2 separate regions of the Homo sapiens genome follow, and region 1 is linked to region 2. Evidence: chromatin loops called from intact Hi-C (ENCODE). Cell type or tissue: CD14-positive monocyte. All regions are shown on one strand. Each heading gives the region's core, and the rest is flanking DNA. Links, peaks and the distances in the headings are about the cores only.

Region 1 (2,820 bases), core at 318-2,817, 57 kb before region 2:
GTGTGTGTGTGTGTGTGTGTGTGTGTGTGTGGTAAATATCAGCTGCAGGAGAAAAGGCATGTACCAAATACGACCAGTAGGCAATGTTAAAATGTTTAGGCTGTGTTCTAAGGGCTATCGAAATCCTCAAAAGGGTTTGCACAGTGGAATGACAAGATCATGTTTTCTTCTGCACAGAACCTTAGAGTAGGCAGAGGAAACAGAACTGGAAATAAGAAAACTGGATAGAAAGTTAGTACAATAGTCCAAGGGGCTAAAAACATTTAAACCTGTGGCAGACAAAGCAGGAAAGGACAGAAGTGAGTGAATAAAAATGAAACCAGAGAGAACTAACAGGACTTGGAATATAGTTATTTATGAGTGTAATAGAAGGACGAGTCAAGGATAACCCCTAATTTTCTTGCTGGGTGCATGATGGCCCAGGTTGATGACTTAAAAAACACCAGAAAAACAAACAAAAGCACTGTTTTACATAACACACACTCACCAAAAAGGAATAGCATATGAATTTGTTCTGTTTTGGTGGAGGAAGATGGAATAAAGATGACAATGAATTTAGGACATGTTCAGTTAAGGGGCCTGTGAAACATCCAAGTAGAAGGCAGTTACCTATGAGTTGGAAGCAGGTTCTGAAGATACTGTTTTGATAGTAGTAACTTAACAAAAATAATGAAAAGAGGCCCTGGACAACCACTGAGGAATCCTAACACTTAACGCTAGGAGAAAAAGAAGAAACTGGAAAAATACAGAGGACTATGTGGCACCAGAGAAAGCAAGGAAACCAAGCATTTGACCCTCAGTATAAAATCAGGGTCCACTAGACCCAATTTTAGTTTTGCAGGCTTATTTATTTATTTATTTATTTTTTTTTGAGACGGAGTCTCGCTCCGTCGCCGGGCTGGAGTGCAGTGGCATGATCTTGGCTCACTGCAACCTCCGCCTCCCAGGTTCAAGCGATTCTCCTGCCTCAGCCTCCCGAGTAGCTGGGACTACAGGCATGCGCCACCACACAGGGCTAATTTTTTGTATTTTAGTAGAGATGGGGTTTCACCATGTTGGCCAGGATGGTCTCGATCACCTGACCTTGTGATCCGCCCACCTCGGCCTCCCAAAGTGCTGGGATTACAGGCGTAAGCCACCATGCTCAGCCTGTAGATTTCATTTATAAGTAATTCCATAACTATTTCAAGAATAATTTAAGACTTTATTCTTTCTTAGAGGCCTCCAAAAATCTAAAGAAAATGGACATATTTTTAATACAATAAAATTCATTTTATCAACTAGGATCATTTGATCTTCGTGTAAAGCTAAGATTCAATATATAACTTATTGATCTTATTTTTCCTGTATCTTCAAACATTTTATTTCATCATAGCAGAAATTATTGCATCATGGCCTGTCAGTTATTTCCAACTATGCTAAAAATAACTACGATAAGAAAAGAAAATGATGAAATCCCCTAGAAGGATGCAATAGTGAAATAAAGCTTCCATTATTACATCACATTTACTATATTGCTCAATGTATTGTATTACCGTTCATGAAGATATAAAAGTAGCTTTTTCTTTTCTTTTTTTTTTAAAGCTTTCACTGAATACAGTTAAGGTTTGAATTTTTCTTTTCATTTTCTGCCTATGTTAGGTAGCATAATAGTCCCCAAAGATGTCCCAGTCACAATCTCTGAAACCCATGAATATGTTAAGATACACAGGAAATGGGAATTAAGGATGCAGACAGAATTAACTTTGCTAATCAGTTGAAAATAGGGAGGTTATCTGGGAAGGCCCAAAGTAATCACAAGGGTCTTTAAAAGTGAAAGACAGATGCGGAAGAGAACAGGAGAAAAGAGATGAGATGATGGAAGCAGAGTCAGAGAGATTCTATCTTGCTGGCTTTAAAGATGGAAAAAAGAGAATACTTGCATCTTTGCTGAAAAAGGCAAGGAAACAGACTTTCCCCTAGAGGCTCCAGAAACAAACACAGCTCTGCTAACACCTTGATTTTAGCCCAGTGAGACCTGTCACACTTGAGAACTACGGAACTATGATACAATGAATTTGTATTGTCTTAATAAAGCTACTAAGTTTGTATAATTTGTTACAATAGCAATAGAAAACTAATATACTACCACAGTGGGGGGAAAAACTGGCTAAAAGATGTTTTGCAATTATTAGATGAATTAGAAGAATGCAAAGAAACCAAGAGCAGCACTCTAGACTTTAACGAAGATGATGAAATTGATCATATAAGCACATAATCATATTGACTATAAGTCTTCAGGTGACAGTATCCCAGATGAATTTTCTCAAAATCAGGAACTGATGCGTGAATAATACTTTTTTTCTTGTCACCCAGGCTGGGCGCTGGTTAGATCATAGCTCTCTGTAGCCTTGAACTCTGGGCTCAAGTGATCCTCCCACCTCAGCCTCCCGAGTAGCTAGGACTACAGGTGTGCAGCACCACACCTAGCTAATTTTTTTTATTTATTTTTCCTAGAGACAAGGTCTTGCTATATTGCACAGGCTGGTCTTGAACTCCTAGCCTCAAACAATTCTCTTGACTTGGCCTGAATAATACATTTTTAAGGACAAAAAGGAAATATAGTATTCTCATCCCATTAGACATTTAACAGGAGTGATTTTTCATGAAGTATAATGTAACAAAAACTTGTATCCCATTGTGCTAAAAACAGGGCAACGCAGTACTCTTTCATCTTTTATGATATCTGTGTGTTGAAATGTACTTGATCCAAATGCTAAAGACAGATATATTTAAAAGGTGATTAAAAGGAAATAGTATTTGTAAATCTAAAAGTGAAAA
Region 2 (2,820 bases), core at 27-2,526:
TGCTTCCTACCACGGGAAAAAAATATTTTTAAAAGCAAGGGGAGCAATTTGTCAGCTGGCTGAAAAACACATTCAAAGAGAATAAACATCAAATATTAGGTCAGCCACTAACAATCTAATTTTGTATAAGCTCAAACGCTTACAAAATACGGAAAGTACATCAGTGAGGTAGATGTGCCTATTTCTGCTTAGCTTCTGGGTCAAGTAACACCCATATCCCACAATAGTATGCTTCATCTGAGCTTCTCTGTCCTATCAGCTTTCACTGTTAATTAACCACCTTGTTCACACTAGATGTGCCCATTTCCCAATAGCACCTATTTCTTGGACCTCAGATTCTGCAGATTGCTAGGTGTGAAAAGTTCCTCTTCCACCCACACTGCTTTAACCAAGAGGAGGCCAGAAAGGGACAACATATTTAAAAGTATACCAAAGCAGGAAATTAACTTATGCAATAAGACATGCCAATTTTAGAACTGTGTTACAACCGCCATTGTGGCCATAATTTCTTAAATGAACAAGTTTCACATTTACTTTATTTGGTAAAACTTCAAGACTGTCTTTGCGCCTACAAGCACAATTTCCCACTGATATCCGGCAGAAAATCAGCAGTGTTATGGGACAGGAGCAGACATTTGAGAAAGTAATAAATGACAGCATACCTGTGGCCTTCTTAGCAATACATTGCCTGATTTACTTTTTTTCCTCATATAAATCTAGAAGATTGTGTAATATTCTCAATCCTATGAATGTTCCTCAAGCCTCTCTCCACCATGTTACTACTGGTTCTTCTTTTATCTTACAATATTTCATAGAATTCCTATAAAGAAAATATAATACTTTGATAATGGAATAGGAGAATTATTTTTATATTGAAGGGTTTTTCACTTATTTCAAAGACTCAGCCTTTGCTCAAATCACATCATCTTTCTTGGTATGGCTTCAGAGCTAATCTGAAGTAAACATGAAAACCAGTTCCATAATATAACTTTTTTGGGGTGGGAGCAATATGGTTTGGATATGGTTTGTCCCCACCAAATCTCATGTTGAAATCTGATCCCCAGTGTGGCAGTGTAAGGAGGTGGTCCCTAATGGGATGTGTTTGGGACACGAGGGCAGATGTCTCATGAACAGCTTTGTGCCCTTCTAGCAGTAATGAATTCCTGCTCTTGCTGGAGTGGACTAGTTCTTCAGAGTGGGCTGGTTCTCAGAGAAAATGACTAGTTCCCAAGAGACTGGATTGTTGTAAAAGTCAGGACACCTCTCACGTTTGGTCCCTCTTCACACATGCCCGCTTCCCCTTTGATCTTCTCTGCCATGTTCTGACACAGCATAAATGTTCTCATCAGAAGCCAAGCAGATGCCATGCTTCCTGTATAGCTTGCAGAACTGTGAGCTAAATACACTTCTTTCTTTATAAATTACTCATCCTAAGGTATTCATTTATAGCAACATAAAACAAACTGAGACAAGGGAAGAGGCAGCATTTCCCAGGATGATCGTCTATCACCTTCACCAGACTGTCTCTGGTTAAACCTTGGCTGAAATTCAAATTAACTTTCAGAACAAAGATTTGCCAAAATGAGGATATTAAGACGAGTGTACTGAAGAATCCAAAGGGAAATCTTAAAGGAGTTTCAAAAATATCCTGAACAATGGTAACAATACTAGAACTATACACACTTCCAAGGTAATATCTGTACTTAATCCTCCTGGGGCAATCCCACAAGGTTCCACCTTTAAAGATAGTGTTTATGATACTGAGTTCTCAGTGCTCATCTCCATCTCCAACTTTCCACATTTTCAACTATCTACTGGTGGTTTCTAAGTCCCACCAGCAGCTCAATTCCAACTTAAATTTCCTACAATGTAAACCTTCATTTTGCCAACCTAGTGGTTATGTTACCCTTCTTACCTGAAAAATCGGCTTATAGTTATATAGTACACAGAAGCAACACGATAAATATTTACAGAAAGAAGAAAAGGGTGGTGGATGGAACTGGTTTACAAACATCATCTCATTTAGAAGCAGATACAAAGAAATTAAGACTCAGAAAGCTCAAAGCAATCTTGCAGCATTACCCGGCAAGTAACAGGTAAAGCCAAACTCTAGTTCAATCTCAGTCTTTATTTTCCATCTTCAACCTCTTATTTTTTGTTATCAAAGTTTACTTATTTAAAACTCAATTCAACATTTCTCCATCCCAAAGTTCTTCCTGACCTCCAGCACTAAAAAGTGATTTCTCCTTCCTCTAACCCCAAGATTTTGCCTGCACTCGTTCTGTTGCTATAATCACACCTGGACTTAAACACATCACATCACACTATATATCCAATCTTCTCCTGCTAGATCAGTGGTTGGCATGAGTTGAATTGTGTTTACCATTCTCCAAATTCATATGTTGAATCCCTAACCCTCAATGTGACTGTATGTGGAGACAGTGCTTTTGGGAGGTAATTAAGGTCAAATGCGGTCATAAAGGTGAGGCCTTAATTCGATAGGATTAGTGGCCTCATAAGAAGCAGAGGGCTCTCTCTCCTTCTCGTTCTCTCCTCCTCCTCCCTCAACCTCCTCTTCCCCCATCCCTCCCCGCTCACTGCCATGTAAACACACAGGGAGAAGGCAGCCATCTGCAAGTCAGGAAGAGAGTCCTTGTCAGCAACCAGATCTCCTTGAATCTTGGTCTTGAACTTCCTAGCCTCCAGAATAGTAAAAAAAATTAATGTACATTTTTTAAGCCACCCAGTCTATGTTGTGTGGGTCACTCAAGTCAGTCTATGGGATTTTGTTATGGCAGCCTGAGTAGACTAAGACAGATT

Evidence for each region. Hi-C counts contacts between places; a loop is a spot of excess contacts. Peaks named below come from ENCODE experiments on the same cell type or tissue, not always from the same donor. Only the 100,000 strongest peaks of a DNase experiment are listed, where the experiment ranks them.
Region 1: a loop joins it to region 2, with 2.0 times the contacts of the local background. A loop is called at or near these places in 3 of 110 quality-filtered maps.

What each region holds. Positions count from the first base shown.
Region 1 is chr3:28,307,033-28,309,852 of GRCh38, reverse strand. The region is part of intron 2 of CMC1 (C-X9-C motif containing 1); the gene reads right to left. Among named protein-coding and RNA genes, the nearest start is that of ZCWPW2, 40 kb to the left of the region's middle. In CD14-positive monocyte, for the core only: no CTCF peak of the experiment used is centred there; a DNase peak (open chromatin) is centred at 1,402; H3K4me3 peaks cover 569 bases; H3K27ac peaks cover 1,150 bases.
Region 2 is chr3:28,249,712-28,252,531 of GRCh38, reverse strand. The region is part of intron 1 of CMC1 (C-X9-C motif containing 1); the gene reads right to left. Among named protein-coding and RNA genes, the nearest start is that of CMC1, 9.5 kb to the right of the region's middle. In CD14-positive monocyte, for the core only: no CTCF peak of the experiment used is centred there; DNase peaks (open chromatin) are centred at 221 and 1,321; H3K4me3 peaks cover 1,555 bases; H3K27ac peaks cover 2,452 bases.